Linked DNA regions of Homo sapiens: region 2 is linked to region 1. A link is a loop called in an ENCODE intact Hi-C map of the cell type or tissue named here. Cell type or tissue: mammary epithelial cell. All regions are shown on one strand.

Region 1 (8,000 bases):
TCTTTTCATAAAACTCAGAATATTTTAACCAGCTGAAAGAACATTTCTGAAAGAAACTAGAAAGTAAAAAATATTTTTGCTGGTCAAATCCTCTTTCGTTTATGGGGCCTTCTCTCACAAGGGGAAGAACAACTGCATCTGATATTCTGTGAATAGTTTGAAATTATATTCAAAGACCACTTCCAAAGGAAGAGCAGAACCCCAGGTTCTAAAACTGCACTACCATTACCACAATACTATGCGTGTGTGTGTGTGTGAGTATTAGTGAGCAAGTCAGGGATTCTGTATTTCATCAATGGCCCAACTCTATGAACAGAAGAAGGGTAAGGAATGATTGATGAACTACTGCTCATGTGCGGATGGATTGAAAATCGTCTCTACTCCAGATCTCTCTCCTCTGGGCTCCAGAATATACAGTTGTCCTATTTTTTTTTCTTGCATGTCCATGGGCATCTCAAAAGCAATGCAACCCCAAAGGAATGTTCCATCATTTTCCTCAAACTTAAATTTCCTCCAACAATCCAAATTTTTGATGAGATACCAAAACCGAAGACTGGCTACCAAGACCGAAGACTACCCTTGTCCTTTTATGTCTCTCTGATTCCCTTCCCAGCAGGCCCTCAATTCAACCTTCTAATTAGCTCTCAAATCTGGCTCTTCTTCCCCAGCCCTCAGACCACCTTTTTTTTTTGTTTTTTTTTGACGGAGCCTCGCTCTGTCATCCAGGCTGGAGTGCAGTGGCACGATCTTGGCTCACTGCAACCTCCGCCTCCCGGGTTCAAGCAATTCTCTTGCCTCAGCCTCCCTAGTAGCTGGGATTACAGGTGCGCGTGCCACCATGCCCAGCTACTCAGACCACTTTTTAAAATGAGGTACTTAGTTTAGGTACTTAGAAGTACTCATGAGAAACTTCTCATTAAGTTATTGCAACAACTTCTTAGTCTTTTGGCCTCCAGTTCCTGATCCCTTAAATAATATATTCATTTATTCATTCTTCCAAAAATTTTATTTTTTTAGAATAAAAATAAGCACTTTGTATATGGGTAGTGAGACAGAGAATTGCCTATTTTTTTCAAATTCTTTTTATGTGAAATAGCAAAAGCCAAGCACTTTGCTAGGTACTGCTCATTCAATGGAGAGCGAGATTTCTAAAGGATTACAGAAGTTAACAATAAAACAACTGAGTGCAAGTGAGAAGTGCAGCCCTAACACAGTAAGTAGCCCACAGAAAGAGTTCTGGATCTCAACCACAAAGGTTTTAGGTGGTTGCCTGGAGGGTCACTTAGACTCCAAGCTTCACGAAGAAAGGTTCTAGTTTTACCTTCTTTACCTCTGAGTCCTCCATAGGTGCTTAATTAAGTATTTTTGGAATGAATTATACTTAAGCTCAGATCTGGATCTGAAGGATGTGTTAAAATGAGACAAATTGGTGTGGGGTGAGAAAACGGGGTAGGGTAGTGTTCCAAACCTAAACCTCAAGGAATATGGGAGAAACTGAAGAAAGTTCCCTCTAGTTGAAACATTGCTTTTTGGAGGGGTACTGGGAAGGGCATTGATGAGAGATAACACCGGAAATGTAGTTGAGGGCAGATTATGTAAGTAGAGCTAAGTTAGCACTAACCCAGAATGTGTTTCTGACTGTGTCCCTTACCTCCTTTAATGCCTTTAAGGTACCCTGTGGCCTAGCGAGAAGATCGCAGATGACATGGGAGGCCTTCATCTTCTGCATCTGTCCGACCTTTTCAGCTCCTCTTCTGGTCACTCTGTCAAGGGGGCCTGGAACTCCTGAGAAGTGAAAGGACCAGCCCTATCTCAGATGGTGCGGGTTTCTTCGCCCTGACCTCTGCCATGTTTGCTTGGAGCCCCAGAGCTCATCCTTCAAGGCCTTTTTAAAAATAGCACAGCCTCTGTCAAGCCTTCTTGAAAAATTAAATTTTTTATTGTAAAAACTTTCAAACATATAAAGAATGTGAAAGAATAGGCAATTATCTGTATACTCATCACCCACATTCAATAATTAACATTTTGCCGTCTTAGCCTCATCTACCTATTTCTACTGAATCATATGAAACTCACTTGCAGACATTGTGATATAGAACACCAAAATCCATAAACATGTGTCGCCTAAACATGCGTCTTTTATTTAACTACAATATCATGAACAAAACTAAAACAATCGAGCAATTCTTTAAAAATATCTCATATCTGGTTGGGTGCAGTGGCTCATGCCTGTAACGTTTTGGAATGCTGACGCGGGATTTCGTGACCCCAGGGTTTGAGAGCACCTGTAACAAAACAAGCCCTTCTCTTGTGCCTCTGTACAAAACAGATTTTAAAAAATCAGCCTGGCCTGGTGGCGCGCTCCTGTAATCCCAGCTACTCCGGAATTTTAGGCGGGAGGATGGCTTGAGCTCAGGAGTTCAAGGTTACAGTGATCGCGCCACTGCATTCCAGCCTGGGCGACGGAAAGAAACTCTAAATAAGTGACTAAAAACATCTGAGTATTTATTTATCTAATATATTTTTAGAGTCAGTTTTTATGTTTCCTATTCTTTCACATTAGAACAGTTTCCCAGCTTTTTCTTTTTATTGTTATTTCCTCATGACATCTTTTAATCTTCCCCTCCCTCCCTCCCTTCTTCCCTTCCTCCCTTCCTCCCTTCCTTCCCCCAGCCTGGGAAACACAGGGAGATCCTGTCTCTACAAAAAACAGAAAAATAATTAGCCAGGCATGGTGGTGTGTGCCTGTGGTCCCAGCTACTCGGGAGGCTGAGGTGAGGATCACTTGATCACCGGAAGTCGAGGCTGCAGTGAGCCGTGATTTCACCACTGCACTCCAGCCCTGGGCGACAGAGCGAGACTCTGTCTCAAAACAAAGCAAACAAAACAAAATAAGCAAAAAAGTCTAATTGTCTCATAGAATGTCCTACATTCTGGATTTGTCTCATTATTTCCTTATGGCATCTTTTAATTTATTTTTGTTCCTTTTAAATTAGAAGATAAATTTGCTTTTGTGATTAATTTGAGTGCTTAGATTTAGGTTAAACATTTTTGCCCAGACGCTGTTCTTTACACTGTACTAACTTCACATCAGAAGGCACTTGTAGGGATATCCTGTTGATGGTGAAGACCGAGTGGTGCCCCCCAAGGTTCTTTATTTCTCTCTTTGCAATTGACAAGTAGTTTTGGGGTGGCACTTAACACCATGAGCATATGTTATTTCCCAACCACCTTTTCCTAACGGTTTTAATTAAGGTCGTTAAGCTCGTTCGTTGCTTTGGTCTATTATTTTTCTAAGGGTTGCAAATGGTGATTCTTCTAATTCTACCAGTCTTCTGTATTTGTTAGAAGATACTTTTGTCAAACGTGTGGACCTCTTTTCTGCCTTCCTTCGTACCCCAGTCTTTCCAAGAGGTTCCCGTGGGAGCTTCACATTACCCCTGTCGTAATAGCCTTAAAACTCACGTAGCTTGGCGCTAAATTGTAATTGGGTCTGACGTGCTTTATGGTCTAGAGTGCATTCTACAGCCTGTAAGGTCTGTAAATGGTTCTCACATTCGAGTGTGCAAACGAACCACTTGGATAGCTTGGTTAAAACCCAGAATCCTAGAGCCTACACACAGCGATTCTAGGTAGGTCAAGTGTAGTGCGGACTAGCAAGGGAGGTCGGCCTCGAAAAGTTGTCATTTTTAAGAAGCTCCCAGGTTATGTTACTGGTTCAGGGACTGGACCAAATTTTGAGTAGCGCAGGCCCAGAAGATGGACTGTATGGCATTATGGTGGAGAGAGAGAGGATAAACAGACTAAGTACAGAGCAAAGGCAAGGGATGTGAAGGAAGGGATCTACAATGAAGATAACTTAGTGAAGTAAATGGAAAGAAGTACATTTCTGATTACCAGCTTTGAGGAAGGAAAATAACACCAGACTAGTCAGTATCTCAAATAACCACGGAGGGATTCGAACCCTCAATCTTCTGATCCGAAGTCAGACGCCTTATCCATTAGGCCACGTGGTCCCGGGTTACAAATCAGAACTATTTTTTGATGGAAAATAATCTCCTCCCTATGAGCTGTAAATGTACCAAGTATAGTGAAATCATTGTTGTAAACCAAGGAATTTCCAACCCCTGAAAAAAACTTACAGCCTGGTTGGGGAAAGACGAAGTTTAATCTAATGGTAAAAAAAAATCTAATGGCCGGGCGCGGTGGCTCACGCCTGTAATCCCAGCACTTTGGGAGGCCGAGGCAGGCGAATCACGAGGTCGGGAGTTCGAGACCAGTCTGGCCAAAACAGAGAAACCCCCGTCTCTACTAAAAATACAAAAATTAGCTGGGCGTGGTGGCGGGCGCCTGCGTGCCGCTGCACTCCAGACTCCAGCCGGGGCTACAGTGCGAGACTCTGTCAAAAAAAAAAAATACTGCAATTGTGTTCGTAGCCGCAGCCGTCCTGCCGTCGCTCTCCAACGCCAGCCCAGCGCCGCCTCTCGCTCGCCGAGCTCCAGCCAAAGGAGAAGCGGGGTAAGTAAGGAGGTCTCTATACCACGGCTCGTAGAAAGCCGACTGCCCGCAAATCGACCGGCAAATCGACCGGTGGCAAAGCACCCGGGAAGCAACTGGCTACAAAAGCCTCTCGCAAGAGTGCTCCCACTACTGGAGGGGTGAAGAAACCTCATCGTTACAGGCCTGGTACTGTGGCACTCCGTGAAATTAGACGTTATCAGAAGTCCGCTGAACTTCTGATTCGCAAACTTCCCTTCCAGCGTCTGGTGCGAGAAATTGCTCAGGACTTTTAAAACAGATCTGCGCTTCCAGAGAGCAGCTATAGTTGCTTTGCAAGTGAGGCCTATCTGGTTGGCCTTTTTGAAGACAACAACCTGTGGGCTATCCATGCCAAACGTGTAACAATTATGCCAAAAGACATCCAGCTAGCACGCCGCATACGTGGAGAACGTGCTTAAGAATCCACCATGATGGGAAAAATTTCATTAAAAAAATTATCTTCTTCCTGTTATTGGTAGTTCTGAACGTTATTTTTTTTCCCATGGGGTCAAAAGGTACCTAGGTATATGATTGCGAGTGGAAAAATAGGGGACAGAAATCAGGTATTGGCAGTTTTTCCATTTTCATTTGGGTGTGAATTTTTAATATAAATGCGGAAACGTACAGCCTTAATGCAAGTTAAAATGTTTCAGTGAACAAGTTTCAGCGGTTCAACTTTATAATAATTATAAATAAATCTGTTAAATTTTTCTGGACAATGCCAGCATTTGTTTTTTTTTTAAACAAGTAAATTTCTTATTGACGGAAACTAAATGGTGTTGTAGCATCTTTATCATTCATTCACTATACTTTTCTGAGATTTCATCCATTCACTATACTTTTCTGAGTTGTCCTATATGGAAATACATGTTTTTAATGTTGTCTGTCTTCTGTGCTGTTCCTGTAAGTTTGCTATTAAAATATATTAAACTATATAAAAAAACTGTGAAATTTCAACTAGATAACTGCCAAGGGCAGGAATATGGTACTTCAATAACTACTGATCGAGTGCTTTATCTTTTGATTGGCAGAGAGAAAGGCCACGATGAGAAAGGAATGTTTGAGTTGAGAGCTGGAGAGGCAAAGGCAGAACCAGACTGCTTTCCACATGCAGGGAACCACCGCTGCCTTACGATGCTTCCAGGTAAAGATCGAGGGTTAAACACAAGAATTTACTTTTGCATACTCCGCAGATCTCACTCAAACAGCACTAAAATATACATCCAAATAGGGAGAGGAGATAACAGAAACAAAATTTTGTCATCTGGAAAGCTGATTGAGGAGTCGCTGATTTTGAGAGCCCTGAGAAAGCTAAATCCTAAACCAGGAGTGGGAAAAGCAAAGAGACAGTAGATGTTCACCATGGAGCCCCCATTCCTATCCCTTTTCCCTATGCCAGGCTCGGATATTGTCAGTACAGCTTCGTCTGGAAACTACCTGTGTGAAATGAATTTAGCCTTCCTCCAACCCCCTTAAATTCATATGTGGAAGCCCTAATCTCTAGTACTTCAGAATGTGACAGTATTTCATCTGCAAAATGGAGAAATGAATGAAATAATGTTTATAAATAAAGGGAAAAAGAATGTGACAGTATTTGGAGATAGGGTCTTTAAAGGGGGTAATTAAGGTATTTTGAGATCATGAAAGTAGGGCCCAAATCATAAGGGCTGGTGTCCTTATAAGAAGAGATTAGAACACGGACACACAGAGAAAAAATCATTTAAAGGCAGAGGGAGAAGATAGTCACCTGCAAGCCAACAAAAAAGGCCTCAGGGGAGAAAAAAAAATCAAACAGACAAGTACTTTGATCTCGGACTTCTAGTCTCCAGAACTGTGAGAAAATGATTTTTGTCTAAGCCACCCAGTCTGTAGTATTTGTTACAGGAGCACAGTTAACTAATACACTGTCCTTCCTCCATCTTAGAAGGCTGGACTTTTCTTTTCTTTTTTTTTTTCTTTCTCTCTCTCTTTCTTTTTCTTTTCTTTTTTTTTTTTTTTTTTTGAGACGGAGTTTCGCTCTTATTGCCCAGGCTGGAGTGCAGTGGTGCGATTTCGGCTCACCGCAACCCCTGCCTCCCGGGTTCAAGCGATTCTCTTGCCTCAGCCTCCCGAGTAGCCGGGATTACAGGCATGCGCCACCAAGCCCGGCTAATTTCGTATTTTTAGTAGAGACGGGGTTTCTCCATATTGGTCAGGCTGGTCTTGAACTCCAGACCTCAGGTGATCCGCCCTCCTCGGCCTCCCAGAGCCAACGCGCCCGGCCTTATTTTCTTGAAAGAGCAAAATATCGGGTTTCTTGGCTGGAACAGTGATTCTCAAACTTTTTCCTACATCCCAATCTCCTGGAAGGCTAGTTAAAACAGACTGGTGGGCCCCACGCCCAGTTTCTGATTCAGTAGGTGTGGGGTTCCCTTTTTCGTAGGTGTGGGGTTCCCTTTTTCCTAGGTTCCCTGCTGCTTCCGACCGTGAGGCACTTCTTGAGAATAGCTAGGCTGGAGGAAGTTAATCCATGGGGCTAGTGGAAAACGGTGAGTTCAGTAAATGTTAACGGATTCTTTGGGGTTATTGTTGTGAACTGAATGGCTTGTGTACACAATAGAGACCAGAGGGCCCGCGAATTTGGACTGAGAAGTGAACGTTTAGGCTAGAGATATTATTTATGTTAGGCTTTCGAATCCCATTAGGTTGAGGATGGGGCGGGTGTGCGGATGGGTTTGAGTGAAGTAAGTGCTAGCTAGGCCAGGTCTTGCGGGGCAGTGCAATGCTGGAATTCTCTTCCTGAAGAGGGAGTAGTCTAGCGCATTTACAGAAAGTAGTAGTACAAACTTCATAACCGTTCTTATTACTGTTTCACTGCTAATCTAAACCCAACACATAGACACTTTTTCTCGAAACAGAGAAATTCGAGAAATAGAAAGATTGAACTTGAGAAACCACTGTTTTTCATATATGGAGCATTTATTTGGGTTTGGGGTTAATATTTAATCCAGCCACTCCCTTATTTTTCTCAAAAAAGCCTTAGCAAAACTGTGAAAAGAGATCAAATCAAATAATAAAGAAATTGTTTGGGAGGAGGATAAGATTAGATACTTATCTTAAAAGGAAAATGGAGGGTCTCCGTGACCTCGTGGCGCAACGGTAGCGCGTCTGACTCCAGATCAGAAGGTTGCGTGTTCAAATCACGTCGGGGTCATGGGTGGTTGCGTTTTGGAAGGGGGCAAAAGTATCTGTACTGAGATATTTAGTCAGTCAACCTGGGAAAAAGAACTCAAGACGTTGACATTAAAGGACGTGTTTTGTTTTCTGCATTCACAGATAAGTGAGATCTGTCTCTTTTGCCCTTGGCTTGCTGTTATGACTCTAAAATGAAGAATTCCCCTCGTGGACAGTCTATCTTTGGCCACCTCTTTAAAGGGAGATTAAACGCTCTCTTTTGGCATTAGATAACTTTTCCTACACAT
Region 2 (8,000 bases), 770 kb before region 1:
CTCTTAGTAGAGGCAAACATTTTCAGCCATTTGGCGTTTTGTGTTGTTTTTACCTGCATGTCATCATGCTATGGCAAAGATGGCTAGTTGTCCAATCATTATTTTTGTTTTTTCCAAGAAATGGAAAATTAGCTGAGCTCATAGCCACCCATGAAAAGATTACAGTGACTTCCCTTGACAGTCAGCGTCATCACGTGACCAATTTCTAAGTAAAGGCATAAGAGAGAAAATGTATGTAAAACTTCCAGGTTATGTCCATAAGAGAAGGAAATAACCTCTATTTATCTCTTCCTCATGTATCTGCTTTTGAGAATGAAGGCTTCATGGAATAGTGATTGGACCCAGCACACTGTAGGAAGGAAGGAGCCATGACATAGAAGACTGGAACCAACACCATGAAGCCAAAGCATCACCCTGGCATTGATTACACCCTCAGACAGTCACAGGAGAGATCAGTAATGCTTCTTTTAAGCTATGGTTCTTTTGGGTCTTTGTTACAGAGACAAAATTGTACTCTAATACATATGCTACATATTAATTTTAAGCTTAGTATTTTCCATTGATTTCCCATTACACAAATAGAAGATTCACTTCTCTTCCTCACCGTAAACACCTCCACAGACACTCTTCTGATCAATTTTTCCTTCAAATATAGTTATATCAGAATTTTTATTGAATAAGTAATCACCCTTTATATAATTATGTTTGGCAATATTATTTACCTATCTTTCCTATTTTGTTTCCTGAACATTATTTTTAGAAAAAAATATCACAAATAACCATAAAAGCCTTGCCAAAACAATAAACTGAGTGATTTCTAAACTTGATATGGGGTTTTCATCGTGATGTCTTCCTTCACCATTGTACTATACATTTTATTTCCCTGCCACTGGTGCTGTATGCCCAATTTCTCATGTATTTTCTGTCTTACTATACCTTCACATTTTGGTGGAGTACATTGTAAAGCAGCTTCCTGAGAAAGAGTTCATTGTAGATGAGACTTTTTTTTTTTTTTTTTTTAATTTAAGACGGAGTCTTGCTCTGTTGCTCAGGCTGGAGTGCAGTGGCGCGATCTCGGCTCACTGCAAGCCCCGGCTCCCGGGTTCACGCCATTCTCCTGCCTCAGCCTCCCGAGTAGCTGGGACTACAGGCGCCCGCCACCAGGCCCGGCTAATTTTTTTTGTATTTTTAGTAGAGACGGGGTTTCACCGTGGTCGATGAGACTTTTCAATACTTCTCCAGCAACTTGATTGAATGTTTGTCTGGGAAATATTTTTCAGGCTTTTGAAATTTATTTCAGGATTTTGAGAGAGTTCTCTATTTTCTTCTAGCTTCCAGTATTCATTTTGAGAAGTACAAAGTCATTCTAATTATGGAGTCTACATTTGCAGTTAGCTTTTATTTATCTATTTCAGGATAATTTCCTTGTCCTCAATGTTCTGCAATGTCTGAAAGATATGCTTTAGTGTGTTTCTGTTTCCATTCCTTGTTTTGGGAACTCTATTACATCATTAAATCCTGTATTTCGGTTAGGGATATTAGCTTGTTTTTCGTTGTTGCTAGTTTTCTGATTTCTGTGTTCTCTGCCCTTTTTTTTTTTTTTTTTTTTTTTTTTTTTGAGACAGAGTCTTGTTCTCTTGCCCAGGCTGGAGTGGAGTGGAGCAATCTCAGCTCACTGCAACCTCTGCCTCTTGGGTTCAGGTGATTCTCTGCCTCAGCCTCCCAAGTAGCTGGGACTACAGGCGTGTGCCACCACACTCGGCTAATTTTCTTTTCTTTTCTTTTGTTCCTTTTTCTTTTTCTTTCTTTCTCTCTCTTTCTCTCCCTCCCTCCCTCTCCTCCCTCCCTCCCTTCCTTCCTTCCTTCCTTCCCTTCCTTTACTTGGATTTTAAATCTCCAGTATGTTTCCTCTACCTTTTGTTTTGTTTTTACTGCTCTTTCCTGGTTACATTCTTTTTACTTTTAAAAAATTAATAGACATTTTTAGGCAGTTTTTTATTTACAGAAAAATTGAAGAGAAAGTACAAAGAGTTCCCATATATCTCCTATCCTTCCTATAGCTTCTCTTATTATTAAATCTTATACGATTGTGGTCCATTTGTTACAACTGATGAACCAATATTGATACATTAATATTAACTAAAATTTGTAGTTTACTTTAGGTTCACTTTCTTTGTTGTAACTCTTATGGATTATGTTGTAACTCTTTCCTCTTTGATAAATGTATAATGGCATGTGTCCATCATTACTGTATCATGTATAATAGTATCTCCACTCTAAACATTCCCTGTGCTTCGCCTCTTCATCCTTCCCTCCCTCCCTCCCTCTTAGCAATGACTGCTCTTTTTTGCTGTTTACATATTTTTACCTTTTTCACTACGTTATATAGTTGGAATCATATATACAGTATGTGGCCTTTTCAGATTGGCTTCTTTCACTTAGCAGTATGCTTTTAAGATTCCTCCATGTCTTTTCCTGTCTTGATAGCTCCTTTCTTTTTATCATGAATTAATAGTCCATCCATTGTGCCATAGTTTGCATTAAATATATCCATTCACCTATTGAAGTACATCTTGATTGTTTATGTTTTAGCAAATCCAAATAAAGCTGCTATAAACATTGATGTGAAGGTTTTTGTGTGGATATGGTTTTTCAACTCATTTGAGTATATATCAAGAATCACAATTGCTGGAGTTTCCCCTTATATTTTTACTCCACATTTTGGAGATGCCCTTCAGGTTTTATGTTAATTGTTCTATTAAGTTTTTTCTTTCTACTCTCATAATTTTAATTTCAAGAGACTTCTATAGAGTTATCCTTTTGTACAGCATTCTTTCTCTCCCTTTCTTAAAATAGCTTTTAAAAAATCACTGTTTCTCAGATTGGACACTAACTTCAGTGTCTAATGATGCCTAGTGATCTTTGATTGCTGGTCCATAATTATAATTAAGCCCTAAAAATAACTGGAAACTAAGACCATGAGTCCAATTTATTGACTCTGGGAACCATTTTAGAATGGACTGCCTGTGTCATTTACTATCAGACTTTTACATGTCAAAATGTCCAACTTATCCCTCTTAGGATAGTAAAATTCCTTGTTGAGAAGGGTCATTCAATCTCTTCTGCCTAGATGACATCACACTGACTTTCTGCATTCAGAGAAAATTCTTAATGAACAGAGGTCAGAGGAAGTTCCTTTTGAATTTCAAACTTAATAAGTAACACTATTCCAAGTTATAAAATTAAATTACAAATAAATTATACACATTAATTTACAAATAAATTATACACTTATATTTTATTTATAAAAAGAGACAATATATTACACCCCACCTATGAATAAGGATGTGCATCTTCATACTCAGTGGCCCTTAAAGTTGGTCAGAAAAAGGAAAGGTAAAAAGATCCACACTTTCAGAATACCAAGATGAGCAGAGCGAGCTGAGCCTCTGTGAGGTCCATGAAGCTAGAACGAAATTGGGGTCGGGGAGTGGGTGTCCACTTTCAGTCTTGGCCACAAAAGCAAACAAAACAGTTATTCTGAGGAAATATTTTAATTTAGACAGCATGAGCAAAATAACTGGATTGATATCTTCCTCTCCATTTTTTCCCTGTTTCGAATTCCAGTGTTAATCAATTCTCCTGAGTGTTTTCAACAAAGTACCCGCAAATTTCCAGAGCATGGGATGAGAAAAACTTTGAAATTCCAGCCTTAATGACTGCTCCTCGTGGTCTCTCTCTCCAGTTAGACGAACCTGGGCTAGCAATATTCCCAAGAGTCAATAGTCAGCCCTGGTGCTATATACTTCCATGGGAATTCCATACTTTCTCAAAACGCGTCATCATGGTAAATAATTAATTACTTGTAATATTAAGTTCTGTAGAAATAAAACCATGTTTTTCCGTCACTGCCTCCACAGCTTTCAGCACTGAAGGGTGACATGTCATACTCATTGGCTATGCATCCGTTGAAGAAATAAAGGAATGAACTCTGACCGGGGAAAGCAGGAGAGGCAGGAGTGTGACACCCTAACAGTCGACTGCAGTGGGAGCAGTGGCACCAGCAGCACTTGGGGAGACTTTTACTTTCCAGTGTGGCGGGAGTAGTAAACACTAGGAGTCAGAGAGTAATCACCGAAGCTGGAGTTAAAAGTGTAAATTAAAATCCTCCTTCCTATAAGAGGAAGATAACCGGTTGACTGCAACTCACGTTTCCCCTCCAGCACTCGGTTAAACACGCACACGCACGCGCGCACGAGCTGCCCACGGTCTTCCTTTCGGGGTTTGAGAAGAGACAGACAGAGGTGGGAGAGCGCAGCTGCAGCCGCATCAACATTCCGGTGTCTGCCCTTAGAAGAAGTCCGGATTCAGTACTCGCCTGCTTAGACAATTCTACTGTTGATGTGGTGAAAGTACATATTTTTGGGTATGACTATTTGGGGAAATACTTTAAATATCCTTAAACCTTATTGGGCGAAAATGAAGTGGGCTCGTCCGGGATTTGAACCCGGGACCTCTCACACCCGAAGCGAGAATCATACCCCTAGACCAACGAGCCACTTAGAAATGGCTTTTGCTTATATTTACTGTAGGATTTATTCCCAAATTATTTATTTTTATTCCTCAAAGAATTTGTTACCAAATAATATTTATCACTCCATCAATCATTTACATAAATGAAAGGGTTGGAAAGGCTATTTCTGTGGATGGTCTGCTGGTAGCTTAAATTACCATACTATGGTAAAACTTGTCACCTGTAGAAACATTTCTCCTTTATTCTACTTTGCTATACTACTCTAAGTAATTTAACTCATTTTTTCCATTTTTAGCTTTCAATTAAAATATTTTAGAAAAATTTGAGTTTTCAAGTTTCCTTATCTCACTTCTACCCTTTTTGAAAGTTGGATATTACTGTTACTGAGGGACTTCTAGATGATTTGCTCTAACAAGGAATATTTTCGCTACCAGAAGTTTTTCAGAAAGAATATTCCTAATCTCAGCAAAATTCTACTTATAAGAGATTTCTTAAGGTCAACTTTTCAGGAGTACCAAGATGTATTTGGTTAGTTTACTAACTTCTTCCTACATACAGATTTAAGAAAGTTACAAAAACTTTCGGTTAAATGCAAAGAAAGTTTTTACAACAGATCATTAGCTGATACATCTAAGCCACATTTTACATTCATGTTAAAATTTATGTTTTGAATTAATACATATTTTCAATTTCATTTTGCTGTCCCGAATTTGATACCTTCAAAAATTTAAAAGATCTCATTCAGTTCATTCTTTCAATTATCCAATAATTATTATAGAGTACCTGTTTATTTACTAAAAATGAAACTCTCTTGCAAGGACAAATCAAAATAAGGATTATCTTGAATATGTGTGAAGAGAAATCAATATTTTCTGAAAGGGAGAGTAGATTTAAACTAGTACTTAATTTGAATTTTGACATGGATTTACTGAGCGGATCAAAATAATTATGAGGCTACTAGGCATTCCTCTAACTCCTGCCCACCTTACTAATATTAGAATAGTGAGATTCTTATTGCAATCCGACTGCTTTCTTTGTACTATGAAAACCTAAAAAATCTTGACTAACTCCTCTGAAACACACACCTAGGAGTAGTAATCATTCCTAACTGCCCTAAAACTTAGAAGTGATTATGGTTCAGACTCAACATTCCACTTCCATGAAAATATGTTTTTCTCCTCAAGAAATAGCATCTCATGTTCATGCATAGATGGAGCTGGGACATAGGACTATATTGAGATGTTAAATCAAAGGTTAAATATTTCAGTGTGGAAAATAATTATTTGTCCTGAACCCAACAATTTCCCAGAGAACCTGTTCTTTGACACACAACTTAGAGCACTTCTGTTCATCTTGAAATCAACTGAATAGATTAGTTTACTAATTTCTGAACTCAACACAATGGTAATGGGATCACATACTTTATATACAGACCCACACTCTCAACCCCAAACCCTCGTTCTCTCTTCATTTTTGTAGTATAATATACATTTCCCTTCCCAAATCCAACTTTTCTAAGGATAATAAATAGTTCATTTACTTTTATACCAGTGGGAACTCAGACTCCAGAGAAAGGTCATTATTTAAAGATTACTAAACATCAGCATCATTACACACATCAGGGGACCCACGTAGGACTTATATTCCAGTCATTTTACAGAGATGTTTATTGTCCTTGTCTAGGCCATGTAGATCATGCATAATAACATGCTTAGTTACATTAGCAAATATGAATATATTCATAAACTCAAATTTCTTGGAAAATAGAAAATGTGGCTTAAAGATATAGTTACAGAAGACAACTTAGAACAATGGATATAAAATTTCCCAACAAATGACAAGATTCATTCACCAAATTTCTATATACATATACAAACATACACACATACACATAAACCCACACACATATATACATATATCAAATTACCCAGCAATTTCTCTGTTGGATATATACCCAAAGAAAATAAAATCAGCACCTGGTAGAGGTATCTGCATTTCCATGTTCCTCAGTAGATGAATGGAGAAAAAAATTGTCTGATGTATGTGTGTGTGTGTGCACGCAGAAGCGTGTGCATAAAAATGTGTATATATAATATATATATTATACATCTGGGTGCGGTGGCTCATGCCTGTAATCCCAGCACTTTGGGAGGCCGAGGTGGGCAGATCACTTGAGGTCAGGAATTCAAGACTAGCCTGGCCAATATGGCAAAACCCCGTCTCTACTAAAAACTCCATCTCTCACAAAAATTAGCCAGGCATGGTAGCGCATGCCTGTAAATCCAGCTACTCAGTAGGCTGAGGCAGGAGAATTGCTTGAACTCTAGGGGCGGAGGTCACAGTGAGCCAAGATCGCACCACTGCACTCCAGCCTGGACAACAGAGTAAGATTCCATCTCAAAAAAAAAAAATTAAAAAAATTATAATACATATTATAGTGTGTGTGTGCGTGTGTGTGTGTGTGTGTGTATATATATATATATATAAATGTGGTATAATGTGATATGAATATATATAATGAAATACTATCCAGCCTTAAAAAAGGAGGTACTGCCGTTTGCAACAACATGGATGAAACTGGAGGACATTATGCTAAGCTAAATAAGCCAGGCATAGAAAACAAAATACTACATGATCTTACTTATATATGCAATCTAAAAAACAAAAACAAACAAAAATCTCAAATACACAGAAACAGAGTAGAGAGATAATTATCCGGAGTGGAAGAGTAGAGGAGGAAATGAAGAGATATAGGCCAAAGGGTAAAAAGCTGTAGATATCTGATATGAATAAGTATACAGATCTACTGTACAACATGAGGACAATAGTGATAATATTGTAGTATATGCTGGAAATTCGCTAGGAGTGGATTTTGGATAATTTTAACATAGAGACACAAAGGATAACTGTGAGATAATGAATATGTTAATTTGCTTGACTATAGTAACCATTTCACTATGTATATCAAAAATTATTTTATACATCTTAAACAGATGTAATACAAAGTTTAATTAAAAATAGATATTTATATCAGTATAAGATCTCCTGAAACAGAGTTGCATCCCAAATCGTTATGACTGTGTCTGTTTTATGACTCTGAAGTCTCTATATTCCACTAAAACCAAATACTGAATCCCTCAAAGATATGACACTTTAAAAAATCTCCTCTTGGAAGCCCATCTTTTTAGTCAAGCAGTGTAAACTGCCTCCCAAATCTTTATAGTTTGGGAGGTTCTCTACTTGCTGAAGTTCTCATAAGGTTTCTCTTCAGGTGACATTTCTATTCACCTGAATTTTTATTCAGTTGAGAGAGGACTAAGGAAATGGGCCAGTCCAGGATCTTTATTGTAAGTCTGGCCACAGGCCTCCAACCAATTGACTGACAGTTGGAAGTTGAACAATGTTGCTCAATAGAGAAATTATATTGATAAAGATGGTCATGATGATGATTGTGGTGAGATGATGG

What was found. Hi-C counts contacts between places; a loop is a spot of excess contacts. Peaks named below come from ENCODE experiments on the same cell type or tissue, not always from the same donor. Only the 100,000 strongest peaks of a DNase experiment are listed, where the experiment ranks them.
Region 2: it touches region 1 in a loop (3-fold over the local background); 4 of 110 quality-filtered maps call a loop at or near these places.

Annotation. Positions count from the first base shown.
Region 1 is chr6:26,318,834-26,326,833 of GRCh38, reverse strand. TRW-CCA3-1 (tRNA-Trp (anticodon CCA) 3-1) reads left to right here and starts at 7,661; the gene lies at 7,661-7,732. TRR-TCG2-1 (tRNA-Arg (anticodon TCG) 2-1) reads right to left here and starts at 4,016; the gene lies at 3,944-4,016. It overlaps LOC101928743 (a long non-coding RNA gene), which reads left to right. Exons shown (of 3, transcript XR_241992.5): 3 at 1,671-1,961. It also overlaps the pseudogene H3C9P. RefSeq lists an enhancer at 4,397-4,586. In mammary epithelial cell, a CTCF peak has its summit at 4,640; DNase peaks (open chromatin) are centred at 4,013 and 4,533; H3K4me3 peaks cover 943 bases; H3K27ac peaks cover 525 bases.
Region 2 is chr6:27,088,300-27,096,299 of GRCh38, reverse strand. TRP-CGG2-1 (tRNA-Pro (anticodon CGG) 2-1) reads right to left here and starts at 4,558; the gene lies at 4,487-4,558. RefSeq lists a silencer at 4,361-4,410. In mammary epithelial cell, no CTCF peak of the experiment used is centred here; a DNase peak (open chromatin) is centred at 4,369; H3K4me3 peaks cover 649 bases; H3K27ac peaks cover 497 bases.